Linked DNA regions of Mus musculus: region 1 is linked to region 2. Evidence: chromatin loops called from intact Hi-C (ENCODE). Cell type or tissue: gastrocnemius. All regions are shown on one strand.

The links. A loop is a pair of places that touch in the nucleus more often than their neighbours do. Peaks named below come from ENCODE experiments on the same cell type or tissue, not always from the same donor. Only the 100,000 strongest peaks of a DNase experiment are listed, where the experiment ranks them.
Region 1: a loop joins it to region 2, with 2.3 times the contacts of the local background. A loop is called at or near these places in 3 of 42 quality-filtered maps.

The regions. Positions count from the first base shown.
Region 1 is chr5:74,143,172-74,151,171 of GRCm38, forward strand. No RefSeq gene overlaps it. Among named protein-coding and RNA genes, the nearest start is that of Gm32002, 14 kb to the right of the region's middle. In gastrocnemius, no CTCF peak of the experiment used is centred here; no DNase peak of the experiment used is centred here; H3K4me3 peaks cover 413 bases; H3K27ac peaks cover 1,292 bases.
Region 2 is chr5:74,246,145-74,254,144 of GRCm38, forward strand. The region is part of intron 5 of Scfd2 (Sec1 family domain containing 2); the gene reads right to left. Among named protein-coding and RNA genes, the nearest start is that of Rasl11b, 55 kb to the left of the region's middle. In gastrocnemius, no CTCF peak of the experiment used is centred here; DNase peaks (open chromatin) are centred at 3,840, 5,055 and 6,942; H3K4me3 peaks cover 253 bases; H3K27ac peaks cover 3,152 bases.

The DNA of each region.
Region 1 (8,000 bases), 100 kb before region 2:
GTAGGTCTGTGACCCCAGCTACCCTGGCGGCTGAGGGAGGACCAGTACTTTCCAGGTCTGCCTGGGCAGCTTAGTGAGACTGCTTTACAATTAAAAATTGAAGACAGGCTGATGGTGTGATTTATCATGGAGTACTTGGTAAAAACAACAAACAACAACAACAAAATCACGTAGTTGTTTGTTTTGTTTTTTGAACCAGGGTCTCATTACATTTGCCAGGCTGGTCTCAAACCCACCACTCTCCCATCTCAGCTTCTCTAGCCCCTGGGGTTACAGGCTCTGACACTATTCCCAACTCAGATAGATGTTATGTGTGGCTAGCCTTATCCCTGTGGTTCCCAGCTAGCCACAGTTCCCTTCACCACACAGAGATCCTCCCAGGCAGCTGTGAAGTGCTCTGGCTTTAGGCCTCCAGATACCTCCTGGGGAAGCCTCCTACCACCTGGTCACAAGTCCCAGTAGTACTGGGGGCTCTCTGGAGAGGACCCTGGAGTCCTCTGCGGTCACTTCTCTCCAGAGTGTGTGGCACAGGGAGACTCACCAAGTCAGTCACCTTTCTCCTTTCTAGCCTTTGCTTTGCCTAAGTTAGACCATTGCTCTCCTTTCTCCTGCTCCAAGAAGCTTTGGTGTTCAAAATGGGCGTGAATGGCAGGGTAGCAGGGGGAAAGTAGAAATCACAGGCTTCCAAGAACGAAAAGCACCAAGGTTCAGAGTTGGACAAGCTGAAGTACCCTTCCAACAGGAGCCTGAGACCACAGAGAAACAGCGACCAGGGCATATACCAGATCACCTTACCCTCTCCCTGTACAAATCGTGACTAGATTAATTCTTAACTACTATTTCTTTTATATACTTTTTCTTTGAATCTGTTTAATGCTTAATTCAGCAGTGAGCCTAGCTTCTATCTAGTTTACACTTGGGCCAGGCACCTCCCTTTTTTGCTTGGGTCACTGATTCCTTATCTATGCCTAGCTGGGTTTCTTCTCTTTCCCATACAGGGGACTTGCTGTAGTGTGGGGGCTGGGCAGTACAATTGGAAGGGGCTGATAGCCTACTGGTTTTTCTTTAACTGGGTGACACTTTTTATCTTTATCTTAGGCCAGGCTCAAAATTTGCTCAGCTCAGGGCTTGGGGAGCAGCACGGCTGTGGAGCACTCGCTTGGCGTGCACAAACAAGCAAGGTTGGGTAATTGTAGCGATGGTCAATGGCCAAGGGGCTTTGCTTCCAGGGCCCTGTGGCTAGCAGAACTTTCTTTATGGAAAATTGGAAAAATGTTGGTGTAGAACCCTGCAGACCCTCAGATATACGTCCAATCTTCTCCATTACTTATAATAGCTCATACAACTGGCTAGGCAGGAGGAGTCCAGGAATTCTGGGAATCTGCTGGTCTCTGAGGGATCTCTGTCCCAGGGTTATAGACCCCCATCCCAGGTTATAGACCCTTGTCCTGGCCACCATGGAAACCCCTGTGTTCTGGAATCTGAACTCAGGCCTTCGTGTACACACAGCAAGGGTTTCAGCCCCAGCCATCTCCCCAGCCCTTAGTGTGAGTTCTTGGTAAGCATGCAGCTACTCTGCTCATCGGTCTAGTTCCCTGCTGACTTGGTACAAATGAATTTTTACTTTGTAAGCTACAGTTCTATTTGGTTTTTATCTCACAGGCAGCTGAATCTTGTCCTAAAGAAATATTGCCAAATATGCAAATATGTCTTGTTCATGTACCTAAAAGTTACATTTTGTTTGTTATGCACACTCTTTGACCGTTTGACACTCAAAGAATGTGGCATCGTAGTTGCAGACTGAGTCATCGGATAAGTGCTTAAGAGGAGAGCTGTGATGTTAATGAGAGAAAGAGTCCATTGCTCCAGGAGAAACCGGATACTGTTCAGGTATTTTCTACCCACCGGTATTATCTACTTTTCTACTGCTGTGATAAAACACCATGACCAAGGCATCTTCTAAGATCTTAATTGGGGTTACAGTTCCAGAGAGTCTGCGAGGGTGCAGTGGAGGCTTGGCAGCAACTGGTAAGAGAAGCAACTGAGACTTCTCTGTCTGTCTGTGTGGTAGCAGCCAGAAATGGACACATCTCAGAAATGCCCAAAGCTATGGACACATCACAGAACTACCCAAAGCTGCAAGGAGAGCCACCATGTCCACACAATTTGTCCACACAAATGACGCAGATGACATGTGTGTTTCAATACCATGTTAACTGAACAACATCCCTTTAGTGAAGTGCCCTTTATAGTATAATTCCATGTATTAGTTATAATCCAAAGGTTAGCTCTGTTTCTTCTTCTTCTTCTTCTTCTTCTTCTTCTTCTTCTTCTTCTTCTTCTTCTTCTTCTTCTTCTTCTTCTTCTTCTTCTGTTTGTTTGAGGCAGGTCCTCACTATGTAACCCAGTCTGGCCTTGAACTTGGTACTTTCTAGTCTCTGCATACCAAGTATTGAGATTACAGGCATGTGCCTCTATACTCAGCTCAAAATGTATATGTTAATGACTTTCATTATATGATATGGCATAAGCATATAAATGTAATAAGCTAAAACTCACATTTCTCCATTTCTGAGCCTGACGTTACAACTTGGACATAGTTGCCTAATCATGGCCAAGCTAGCCAGCCTCCAGATGGGGACACTTGGTTGAATATATAGCCAATAGACTATGAGCAAAACAAGCATGCCACTTCTAAAATAAGGACATGCACACCTTTGTGTTCTCCTGGGACCCTGGTTAGTGGGGAAACTGTATGGCAGCATTGGCTGTGGAGACTATGGCTTGGAAGGGACACAAGTCTCGCAGAGACAATGGGGAAGGCATAGCCACTGGCTGTGTAACACTATTACGTCAGCAGCTGCACAAGTGAGATATGAACCCTGTTGTCCCATGTCATAGAAATTGGGATGTCACAGCATCTAGTGTTACTGTCTTTGTTTGGGTTTCCATTGCTGGGCACAGACACCATGACCAAGGCAACTCTTATAAAGGACGACCTTTAATTTGGCCTGGCTTACAGTTTCAGAGGTTAGTCCATTATCATCATGGAGATAAGCCTGGTAGCATCCAGGCAGACATGGTGCCAGAGAAGGATCTGGGAGTTCTACATCTTGATCTGAAGGCAGCAGGAGGAGACTGTCTACCACACTGGTCACAGTTTATGCATAGGAGACCTTGAAGCCTGCCCCCACAGTGACACACTTCCTCCAACAAGGCCACACCTCCTAACAGTGCCACTCCGTATGGGCCAAGCATTCAAACACATGAGACTATGGGAGCCATTCCTATTCAAACCATCACTGTTACCCCACCTAGCACCAGTGACATGCACTTTGCTTTCCTTTTGATAGCCGTGTGATTTAGTTAAATGATATAATAACATCTGTAAGGGTCAGCAGCAAAGGAGCTTCTTTACTGAGTTAGAATTCCTCAAACCTCCAAGACCTACAGAAGCGTGCAGAGCTCCACAGAGGAGAGGCCAAAGGCTGGTCAACTGACAAACTACCTCAGAACATTTCCATTTACACCAGAATGAGAGCAGTGTGGAAAGTCACCTGGACACACCTACATTATTACTGTGCTAGAGAAAAATTTGGGGATCAGCTGCGAAGAAGTTTGCTTTGCTTGAATGGAGTAGCATTTTATACACAATAGTTATGTATAAGCCTGGGATGTCAAGTTGCTAAATACTCCTAAGGGCATAAAGAGGTTGAATAAAAGACCAGCCCACCCATTCATCATGATACCTCATAAAAATAAAGGAAGCTGAATTGAATGGTGTGTGACCAATCAGAAATCACACAGGTTGTTAGGAAAGCTGATTGGTTCTCTGGGCTTAATTTCCAGTGAGCCATGGCGATGCACTGAATCCACCAACTCAAAATGAGTTAGAGCAGCTCAAACCAGAGGTATCGAGAGGCAAGCTGAATGCACCCTGAGGCTTGGTAAGAACCCAGAAGTGTATACATCAGCTCTGGGGAAGGACTTAGGAGGCTGTACAGAGGTATCCACCTGTGACATCAACAGTTAGGAAACCAAGGCAGAAGAATCATGAATCTAAGGCCAACCTGAGCTACATAGCAAGTTCTAAGGCAGCTATAGAATGAGACCATTTCTTTAAAAAGGAAAAGAAAAGAAAAAAAAAAAACAAACAAACAAGAATACTGGGATGGGGGCTTGTAATTACTTGCAAAATCAAAATAGCATAATTGCTTGGCAATGAGCTAACTGTGATATGGCAGACACTCCTGGCTTCTCGTGGCTCATGTTCTGAGGTTTTTCATTCAGTGTCAGTATGGTAACTAGACCAGAACTCTGTGCACAAAGGCTTTATTTCAAACAAACCCTTCACACACTGCCTGATTATGTCCACACAAAACCACGTATCATCTTAAGGACTGTATATAATGCCAGATGAAACCAAGGTTTCAGATGTCTCCAAAGGTCTGAGTGCCTGGACTGATGTGTCCAAATATGTAGAAGTAGACGTCAGTTCAGTTGACAAATCTCAGATTAGTCCTGGAATTTTTATTTTTAGACTAGCTATTTTTAGTGCAAAACTCCACCAGTGTTCAGGAATAGATGATGGGGCAACTACTTCAAATTCTTGACCCTGGGAAGGGCCCACGTACGCCGAGAGTTCTTTCGAGAGCTGTGTATCCTTCAGGCATCCGCCGTGCCATTTCTCTTGTCATGTGAAACCTAGTCACTCCTCTCAGCAGTTCTGAGCTATAGCTGCACCAGACAAGCAAAGTCACGTGAAAGCCAGAGAGAAGGTGGCACGGGCTCACGGGCAGCTCAGAGTCCAGTAGGACATCAGACAGCCAGGAGTCATTTGCAGACTCTTACTACACTTGCTGCATGCCAGTATCCACAAGCTATGTGAAGTCCCGTCTTAACAGTGTGTGATACCAGCATCTCTACAGTGGCAGCTTGTGAAGAAGAAATCATACGATGAGACAGAAAGCAAAAGACCTAAGAGGGCCCCTTTTAAGTAACTACTCTTCCTTGCAGGAAAAATTAACGCTGCAAGGTCAGCATTAATCCCTTCCAGGTATGGGGTCTGCGTGACCCCTAGCCTAGGCTCTGCCTGTAGGGGCTCCATCACCACCTATGGGGAATAAAGGTCCCAACCCTTCTCCACATCACTGGTTCTCCAGCTCCTTTCTGCTGGTTGTCATGAAGTCATGGAAAGATGTCAGTGAAGGCAGCAAGCATTGCATCTGCTGGTGCCCTAATCTCGAACTTCCATTGTCGACTATGTGAAAAAACGGCATTATGTGGTTTATGATCGTCTGTGAGGCATTTACCATAGCAACCTGAGGGGACTGAGCCTCATAGACTTAAAACAGCCTCGTCTGTGCCAGTGATGACTGGAGCTATGACTTCATTCGAACCCTGTCTCGGAGTCCAGGAGATTTGTCATCTACCTGACTGCCTCTTAGATGACCTATGTGAGTGTCTGGTAGGCACACCCACTTACTTCTTCGTGATCCCTGTATCCGTGACAGAACACCTGGCAGGAACAATGTAAGGAATGATTTGTTGCGGCATTCCGTGCAGGGGATACAATACATCCTGGAGAAGGCCTGGGATAGCTGGAGGCATAGAGACAGAAGTCAGGGAGCAGGGTCTAGAAGGACCACCAATCTGCATGACCTACTTCCCACTTTCTCCAGCTGGAACCCCCTACCAAAACAAAGGTTCCACGACCTCTCAAAATGGTGCTAACCATCTGGGGGAATCAAGTGTTCAGACTCTTAAGCTGATGGGGAACATGACACAATCAAACCGAAACCTCTCGTTTCAGTTAAACTGTGTCTGGAGTCAAGCGTGGTGGTGGAACACTTTAGTCCCTGCACTAAGGAGGCAGAGGGAGGCAGATCTCTGTGAGTTTGAAGCCAGCTGGGGTTATATCATGGGACCCTGCCTCAGACACACACGCACACTGGAGGCAACTCCTAGACCCCTGATCCACTCACTCCCACACCTGCTTCACAATCACAGAAATCCTATGGAAGCTACTCCAGAACATGTCTGTCTTGAGACTACTTTCACCATCTTCACAGCTCCACCTCAGTTGGGCAGAGCTTCCCCCAAGGAGGCCCCTGGTCTGGCTCTCAGTTCCTACCCTGGTTTCCTGCAGTCTACCACAGCCAGAGGGGGTCTCAGAGAACCTAAGTCAGTCAGTCAGTCAGTGAGTCACATTACTCACCTGCTCAGATTCTCAGGAGCGCTTCACTCCCTACAGTGCTCTGCTCTGTTCTCTCTTTTCCCTCCATGTGTTCGGTTCTCTCCTCTACCTGCAAAGTCCCCCCCCCCCCCCCCAGAGGTTCACCACCCCTCTCCCCTCTCCCTGCACCCTTGCTCCAGCCCCACTGCCCCTGCCCACCTCTGAGGCTCCAGGCTCAGTCCTGCTCACTGCTCTCCGGCTACCTAGTACCCGGCTCTTACCCCTTCATACCGGCACCTCTTCCAATTGTCTGTCTTCAAGTCTGCCCTGTGTGCTTGGGAGTTCTACAGGTGGATATGCTCACAGTCTTTATTCCAGAGGAACTAATATGATTGTGGATATACATCTGTCAAGACATCTATGTTGTTTGCTCTTTTTGTTGTTGTGGTAGTCCTACTCAGGGGAGAGCCTACGGCCTTACATCCTTTCTAGCAAGTTCTGTCTCACTGAGAAACACCTCCAGCCTCTTTTAAATTTGTGATTTGAACAGTCTCGCTAAGTTATTGAAGAGAGCCTCAAACTGTGTCTCCAATAACTGGGCCCACAACCGTGTGCCCCCGTGTCTGGTTGTGGGGCTTAGTCTCCACTGTCAGGTTGAACTATGTGTAGGAGAGTCAGCAAGCACAATGGGGAGTCTGTCTGTGAAGACTCCAGAGCTGATTGACATGTGAGCCGCAACTGAGGGGGCAGGCCTACTTGGAGTGTGGGTGGCACATTCAATAGACCGAGGTCCTGGATATGCCCGAAGTAGTCGTTGAGTTCTACTTGCATTTTGAGCACATTATATTTGGTTCTCTTAAGGAGGGAGCACCTATCTCATTCCACAGCACAGAGTACCCTAGAAGTTGTTTGAAGAACACTGCAAATAAGATCCATTTACACTGTGGCATCGCACTGAGAAGTGACTCTGTGAAGTGGCACATTCCTCGGCAAGACTTATATTAACTTTCTCTTTTAACTCCATGTCTGGAAAATCATCTTCTTTACTTAGGAAACATCACTTTTTTCCCCCAAATCCCTGATTATAAGCCTTTCTGAGAACTGTCAGAAACCTACGTGGCACAAATAAATACCGTGGGGGTTTCTCTCCATATCCAAAATAAGGACAGCGCCATAAAGATCCGTTAACTTACTAAACAAAGAAAGAACAGGACACATCTAACTTTGCCCATGAAACAACTTGGCAGATTCAAAAAGGTTAGCGCTCCTAGATTAATGGTCCCTGAAGCGACTTTTAAAGTGTATAACTCCTCAGGTCCAGATAGAATCTTTGAACACATTCTTGTGGGTTTAAAGGAGCAGTGTTTCTACCCAGAGAGAGTTCAGCGGCTAAGAGCATGTACTATTTTTGTTTGCACTAGGCCGTTGTTGGGTTGCTCACAATCATGTGCAACTCCAGTTTAGGGGAGCCGTCACCTCCTAGCCTCCTCAGACCCCTACACTCATGTGTGTATATGGGCATGTGCATGTGTGTGTGTATGCCCACACACCCACACCCACACACGAAGTTAAACTACAACCTTTAAAAGATAGGCATGTTTTTAAAGATTCAGGTGTGGAGAGCCGTGCCTCGAGCAATCGCATGCGTGCTGTGAGCAATCGCCATTATAAAATGGCGCTGGCTTCCACTGCACCTAACTAGTAAACAAGCCTTATGCGCAAGTGCAAGAGTGAACTCACGCCTAGTCACTGCCCATCTCTCAGCGTAGTAATGGGGTGATGGGCAAACAACAAATCAGGAGCTGTCACGCCACATCAGGTGCTG
Region 2 (8,000 bases):
ACTCTTGCTCTCAGTCACTTAGAAGATTGCTTTGAAACCTTCTTTTCCATTATGTTTCGTGAGCTCAGAGTCACCAAGCTGATGGGATGATTGCACTGGGAGGAAGGTTCTGTGAGCAAGGACTGTACTCTGGGGTTGGTGGGGGTGGCAGTGTCTCCCATACCATATTTTGGGGTAAGGAGAGGTGGGTAATAACCTGGGATCATTTTCTGATCTATTTGAGAGAGTCAGAAGAATAGACGAGAAGGTAGTTGGCCTAAAGTTTCTTTCAAACCTTTTGTTTCCTTTAAGAACAGAAGTGCAAATGGAGTTTATTTTTCTTCCAGTAGCAGACAGATCAAATGTGCCTGGGCCTCTGCCCTCCCCCAGCACGCACACAAATCACTCTCTGCCCCTCCTTGAAGGTCCCCTGCACCTGCTGTTGTAACTCTCCATTGACCGGAGCCAGCACTGCTCCGCTTGAAATTTAAGCTTCTACTAAATGAGGCCCTTTATCTATTGCTTTTCTGTACTTTTTTCTGGAGGTAGTGTGGATTCATGTGTGGGTTGGTCATGGCTGATTCAGAGATGGGATGTGGGCCAGAAAGGCTGCTAATGGGCCTGGGGCAAGAAAGAGAAGGGTGAGAGCAGTGCCCTCCTCCCCATCCCTTTTGTGATGCCAGGCGCCATGAGTATGAAGGGCAGAAGGATCCAGTGAGCCTTCAGGCAAGTGTCTGCCCCCAAAGTCTAAAAGTCCAGGTTCTGAGCACAGTCAGGTCCTGCTCCAGGGGGAGCTGGGATGCAGAAGGGTCAGGATGGAACAGGGCTGCAAGAGGAGGGATGATTGCACTGGGAGGATGGATGCAGCCCTCTAGATGGTCCATGGTCCAAGCCCACACTGAGTTAGGCTCCTACACAGCTGCTTATCACTTCCTATCACATCTAGTAGAGAACTCAAGATGAATAGCAATGCCTCGAATGTGTCTTAAAGTCTGTCAGCAAAAGTAAATGATTACAAAGGCTCAGGGTATCTAGGCTTTCAGTGGCTTCTGAGCAGGGTCATTTTTAAGCCAGCAGCTGTCTTCAGAATTACTCTGTCTCTGCTGTCACAGAGGGTGACTAAGTTAAGGGCAGAGGCTCAGAATTCTTCCCTTTACAGGATGGGGATCCAAACCAGGGAATCAGAGTGAACTCTGTAGAGTCCTGCAGGCTGAGAAGAGCTATACGGGCGAGTAGGGGAGGCTGAGTTACTTTAGAAATAAAGACACCAAAATGATTAGAATTCCTTTTGGGCCTCCATTAAGGAGAAAAAGCAATCAGCCCTGATGGGCCAGGTTGATAACACTCGAATTCTCTTCCCACACCAGCGCACAACTGCCTTCACTTCTGTAGACTCTCTGCCTCCTTACCAGGGAAGCACCATGCTCAGAGCTGGGGACCAGGCCTAATGATACCCATGTGCCCCCTGCTCCCCCTCCTAGGCTACAAGGGTTCCATTGTACACTCATATAACAGACATGGTGCCTTCTGAAAGCCAGGTACCCAGGAGATGGTCAATAAAACTATCACAAGCCTGGATACAAAAGAGGCTATGTGTGAACACTGTGTGTGCACGTGCATGCTCATGCATGTATGTGCCTTCATGAGTATGTTTATGGGGGGCGGGTGGCACAAACAAACAAAACGGAAACAACCCTCCTTAGAGGGAATGACTGTGGCTTTGGGACTCTACATCTCCAAAAGCCTCCTGTGGGTGGTAAAGGGGCTGATGGAGGCTGATGCTCTGGAGGCTGGGACAACTAGACACATGCTCTTGGACATCTGCGAAGGCACCACAAGTTGATGACAGTGCTGAGTGCTGACTGTGCTTGGCATGCTGGCTGCCACCTCACTGGACATCACTGGTAAAAGAGGGCTAGAGAGCTAGATTTAAGTGGCAAGGACAGTCACGTGATAGTCAAACTTCAGCATCCGCCAAATATCCATCACTAGGAGACAAAGTGAGTATGTTCATCTGTTACTGATTAAAAAAAAAAAGATGTTCATGCTGGAGAAAGAGACAAGAGTAGGTTCCTGAACAGGATATACAGTAGATGAGCTAAATGGTCTCTGTCTACCATGTAGAGGCAAGCATATTTATAATTACCAGGGTACCCTGGTACCAACTGTAAGCAGTCATTACAGCACAGTGGTTCTCAACCTGTGGGTCGCAAGCCCTTTAAGGGTCACATATAGGTTATCCTGCAGGTTAGATATTTACATTACGATTCATAACAATAGCGAATTTATAGTTATGAGTTAGCAATGAAATAATTCTATGGTGGGGGGCGGTCACCACTAACGTGAGGAATTGTATCAAAGGGTCACAGCATTAGGATGGTTGAGAACCACTGCTCTAGACTATCATTGTCCAATAGGACTTCCTGTAGGGATTGAAAATATGTATCCATTGCCTAACAACAGCCACCAGCTAAGGATGCTGACTGAGCTCATGAAATTCTCCTGTGGCTGAGGAATCTCAATTTTAAGTATGAATGGGCACCTGTGGCTAGTGGCAACAGTGCAGCATAGCAGTACAGGGTATGGCCAGGGAGGACTAAGGCCTGGGTTTTGTTTGTTTGTTTTTAAGATTTAACATTGTAAGAGTAGGACCTATGCACAAAGACTGCATTCCACATCTAACCTAAAATTCGATGTCTTCTGATGGTTGTATATGATTGTAAAAAACACCACGATCAACACACAGAACTCTTCTACCACCTCCCAAAGAAAATTCCAACCTTGGTGAAACAGCCAGTAAATACTGCAGAGACAACAGCTGGGCCTTCTACTCTTTGCATTTCTTCTTCAGAATTCAAGGTCTTCAACCTGTCCTAAGTTAATCATAGAGTCCGACTAAGATAAAGGCCTCTTTTTCCTTTCCTTTTTCTTCTTCTTTTTCTTTTCTTTTTCTCTTTAATTGGATATTTTCTTTATTTACATTTCAAATGTTTTCCCCTTTCCAGGTCTCCCCTTCGGTACCCCCTATCCCATCCCTTCCCCTGCCTCTATAAGGGTGCTCCCCCACCCACCTGCCCACGACTAAGGCCTGTTTTAATAACTGATGCCTTGACTGTCCTACCATAGTTCTGTGCTGTACACATGTAGGTGTTCAGTGTGTAGTTGTGTGAACTATAAAATTACCTATCTAGGCTTGTTTTGTCTGGAATTATGGGAGACTTCTACTTTAAGACTCTGCCCATAGTCACCAGTTATGACAGCCAACCATCAGAGTTGAGTTTTTATAAGGATGTAACTTAAGCATTTATTAAAAAACAACCTCCCTCAAGCCCTGATCTTCCAATTTTGAACAGCGCCATGTCAACCTTACTCCTTTAAAACCCATTTGAGAGTCTCTCTCACTAGCACGGCTTTCTCCCGCCACGCCCCAAACTCCTCCCATGTCTGCCCAAGGTTGTGCTCTGTTGGTCTGGTGGGGAAGGAGGATGGTCTTGGACAAGGAGCTTCTTCCTGGGGACTCAGCTGACCCTCTCCAGAGGAACACTCCTGGATGCCACAAACCACTTCCTCAGCCCCACCCTCTCCTCCTGACTGAAGTCACAAGGAAAAGTCCATCTTTCTCTTCCGTGTAGACTCAGGGTTTCTGTAGCTGAAGTGAGGTCAGTAGCAGAGAATGTTTCTGAGGGAAAAATTACCTGACAGGAGACGCTGTCCCATCTCTGAATATCTGGGTGAGCCACCAGTCTGACTGGTCACCCTGGGAAGTCAACTAACTGGGCCTCAGTGGCAAGACCTGCTTCTCTCTGCCTGTCCAGTATTCTGCTAGCCAGAGCCCTGCCCACCTGCCCAAAGCTCCCTCTGCCAACTTTGGAGAATGCCACTGTGTGACACCAGTGTCAGGCTGGCTCTTAGCCTCAGCCACCTTCTGAGCATGCACAGGCAATGCTTCCATACCACCGTGGGTCCCTGTTCACTTTCTTTCCTGCAGGCTGGTGGATCCCTTCCCTCAAAGCTCGACACATTTGTTAGCTGTAAGTTGATCCCTTCTTTTCAGCACACATTTATGGAGTACAAAGTGTTCCAGGCGCTGGAGGCATAGCTCCTGCTTTCGGTGGACTGGACTATCAGGGAGGAAAACCATCAAGCAAAGAAGTGAGTCACAATATGTCACAGGAGGTTTGCACCTAGGGGAGGTAGAGGTAGAAGGGTGAAGGTGAGGAGGCTTCAAAGGGTCTCTTGGAGGAAGAAGCGTGTCGGAAAGATCTTTGTTCAAGTGAGTAGGCCTGTGCTGCAGACAGCCACGAGGAAAGCATCTAGACAGACAAGCAGCAGCAAGTGCAGAGGTAAGACGATCCCTGGGGCTTCCAGGAGAGCAATGGCTGAGAGGGACAGAGGCAGCCAGGGCTTTGCCACCTGGGGCCTGGTACAGAAAGTCCCTAGAGGACGGAGAAAAGACAGAGCAGAGCTCTGAGTGGGAAGGGAACTGCATAGCCCAAGGCTGCCTATGCAGGAAAGGTGGTGGCCCTGGAACGTATGGGGCTGAAAGCAGCCCGTTACCCAAACAGGCTGCCTCCAGCTCTGGGTTTCACATACTGTTAGCATCTGTTAGCGTCCTCTGGTCCCTTCCTGACAGTAGGAACACAGCGAGATACAGGCAGGCAAAAGCCACATGAAATAAAACCCTGATCATGCCATACCACAGAAAGAAGCTGGCCCATTACCATGGCTGCATTGCCACCAGCTCTTGAACTATCAAGAGCCTTGATTTTTGCCATGCCAGAGTCACCAACCAAAGGGAGAGTGGAAGCCAGGTTCCAGAAAGCACCAGCGAGAGAAGAAGCCATGAAAACCTTCCACCACTGACAGAACTGGCTGTCCCCTCCGACCCTGAGGATTCAGGATTGATCAACTTTCTGGGAAGGAAGAGTTCTTATTACTTCAGGAGAAGAAGCAGGATTTTAAACTTCCCATCCCATGTAAATATTTACCCAGCCCTTGCCCTGGGGCAGGGCTCTGAGAGAAACAAACCAAACCAAACCAGCCAAATGCTGCTGCCTGCTTGGACTCCCACTGTAGCCCCAGGGCCTGAGCAGGCTGCACTGAGTGTTCAGTGGACAGAAGGCTCTGCTCTAATTTCCCCAAAACATCCATTTACCCCTCAGAACTGGGGTGGGCAGTAGAGTTGCCAATCCTCTCCACACAAATGAGACTCAGAGAAGCTCTGCCACTCTCCCATTATTTAAGGTAGACTGCTAGACCCAGAGCCCAAACTGTCAAATGGTTGTGTTTCATCTGCAGTCAGCAAACCTAGGAAGATTTTTTGGTAACAAGCACAGCATAAACATGGTAAAATGGCTCCAGTGTACACAGTAGCAGGAGGAAGATCCATCTAAGCTGTGCTGAGCCTAAATGATGGGTGTTTGGAAACTTACACATTTTTTATTGCCTGCAGGCCCACAGTGATAGGGGGCTAATCTGTGAGACACTAACCAGTACAGGCCTCTGTTGCCTGCTGCCAGGCACAGCTAAGACTGGATTGCAGCAGGAGCAGGTGGCTTATCCTCAGGACTTAGCATGCTTACAGTACAGGAAGGACTATGGAGATACTGCCTGAATCTCCTCTTAACTATTTCTATGTCCAAGTGACAGTGACTTTAAGTAGTGACATTGCACTTTAAGAAACAGGATCCCCCTCTGCATCTTCCGCACTGCTGGGCAGTCACTGGTGGTTGACACCATCCCCAGTCTCTTCTTCTGGCACAAGCCAGATTTTGTTCTTCCCAGAGAGGGACCCACAACAGAGAAGATGCTAACTATCACTGTGAACGGCAATCACCTGACGGTTCTGTATCCATGCATTCAACCGGCTGTGGATAAAAGATATTCTGGAAAATAATCCATCCACACTGAACATGTATAATGCTCAGGCTTTTCTTACTCCCTAAATGTTGAGTGTAACAGCTTTCTGCATAGCATTTACATTAGCCTGGGTCTAAAAAGTAATCTAGAGATGACTTAAAATACACAGGCAGCTAGCCATATGTAGGTTGTATGCAAATAGTACATCATTTTTATATAGGATAATTAATTGGGAATTTGAGAGTTTGTGTCTAGAAATTTCTGTGAATATAAACAGATGACTGTCCTGAGTTTCTAGGGCTGTTTGTTATTTCCTTTACCTAACTGATATGAATACTGGCCCTCCAACTTCTAGGTTAAAAAAAATAAATAAAGAATCTATACAGTCAACTAGAGAGAAAAAGACAGCAGATACTACTGGCCATTACCACACCTTAGGTATAACCTTACTCATACCTAATTTTGGTAATCCTGAGAAATAAGTATCATCTCCATTTTATACTCACAGAAACTGAGGTCAGAGAGGGAAGAAGCTTTGAAGTTAGAAAGCTAACAAATGGGGGCAGTTTCTGCATCTCGCGGTTATACGGTACTGTCTGTAAAAAGCACATATAGCTAGATAACTCTATAGGCCAAATGGGGGTCCCAGGATGGAGGAACTAGGAAGGCTGGGCATCCAGACTTGTGGCATTTACTAGGTGTTCGTAGCATGCATATGAGTGTCGGGGCCTGGGGCAGGGCCAGCATGAGTCCGTTCTGGCAATGGGATGGCAACTGATGGAGGCTACCAAAGTGGAGACTGTAATACGCTAAGGGAAAAGTCTCCAGCTAGAACAGGGATGGGGCAGGACCCGGAAGTCCACTCACAGGCATGGAGGGGAGGAAGAAAAATGAGCAGAGAGGAGTAAGCTGGGAAGGAAGCAAGGAACAATGGCCAAATAAGGAAGTGCCAGTGATGAGCTTCCTTTCCTGTCCAGATCTGCACACTTGGTAAAAATACACCATATGTCTCACCCTGGCACACGGAGATGTTGAGGCATACTGCTATTGGTGGGTGGCATTAAAGATACCCCTCAGGAGCCAAAAAAGAGGCCACTCCACCCTCCTGGAATAGCAACCCCCAGCCCAGCTGGTCCAGGAATTCAAACTCAGCCAGGCAGTACATATTCCAACCCAAGAGGCCAGAAAGGCTGCCCTCCACTGCTGTTCCCTGAAGAGGATTCACTGGGCAGAGTGAATGACAGTGGCATTAGCATGTGGGGAAGGGAACTGAAAGGCTGTTTGGTACTGATGGGGTTGATCAGGCCTGGCAGAGGATCCCAGGATGGTTCTTGATCACTCCCCTTACCCTCAGCCACATACCCTGAGTCCTAAGCTTCGGGGACAGATTCTGCCTATTCACAGATTACGAAATCGGTGGCTCTGGGGCTGGAGAGGTGGCTAGCTGGCTATTCAGCATGAGGACCTGAGTCCTGTATACTCAGCATCCGGGTAAAAAGCTGGGTGCTGTGGTGTAGAGCTGTATTCCCAGTGTTGGGAAGGTGGAGACAGGAGGTTTAATAAAACGACTTAAAGGAAGATGCCCAACATCAACCTCTGGCCTCTGTGTGATGAATGTGTGTAACCTCAGACCCCCAGAAATGGGTAGCTCTCTGCAGTGGCAGTGTCTCAGGTCAGGGGCTACAAGAGCCCTGTATCTGGGTTCATGGGATCTTGGTAGAGAAACCTAGCCCTAAATAAAGGCCCAGGGCCTGTCTGCCAGCAGTTTGAGGATCTCACTGTAGAAAGGGTAAAACTTCAAGATGATCCGAAGGTGACCAGGAAGGGCTTTCATGACCCCGAGTTCCTAATTGCAGCTAAAAAGGAGGCATGTGGCGGAAATGACACGGGACAGGAAGTGCTGCTGTATGAGTTCAGATTTCAGAAGGGATGCCTGGAGTCCCTAAGTGGAGGGCTTAGCCAGGAAGTGGCCAGCTGTGGCACTGGGAAGAGGGGCTTCCTATAGGAATAAGAAGCAGACACAGGCTGGGAAAGACAGGGACAGAGGACACTGCAGCTGTGGGAGGAGCGCACAGCACTCTGCAGGCAGAGACATGAACGTGCTTTCTCGAAAGGAGTGGTCAGGACCAGGCTTTCAGTTCCTATTCCTAGAAATGCTTTTT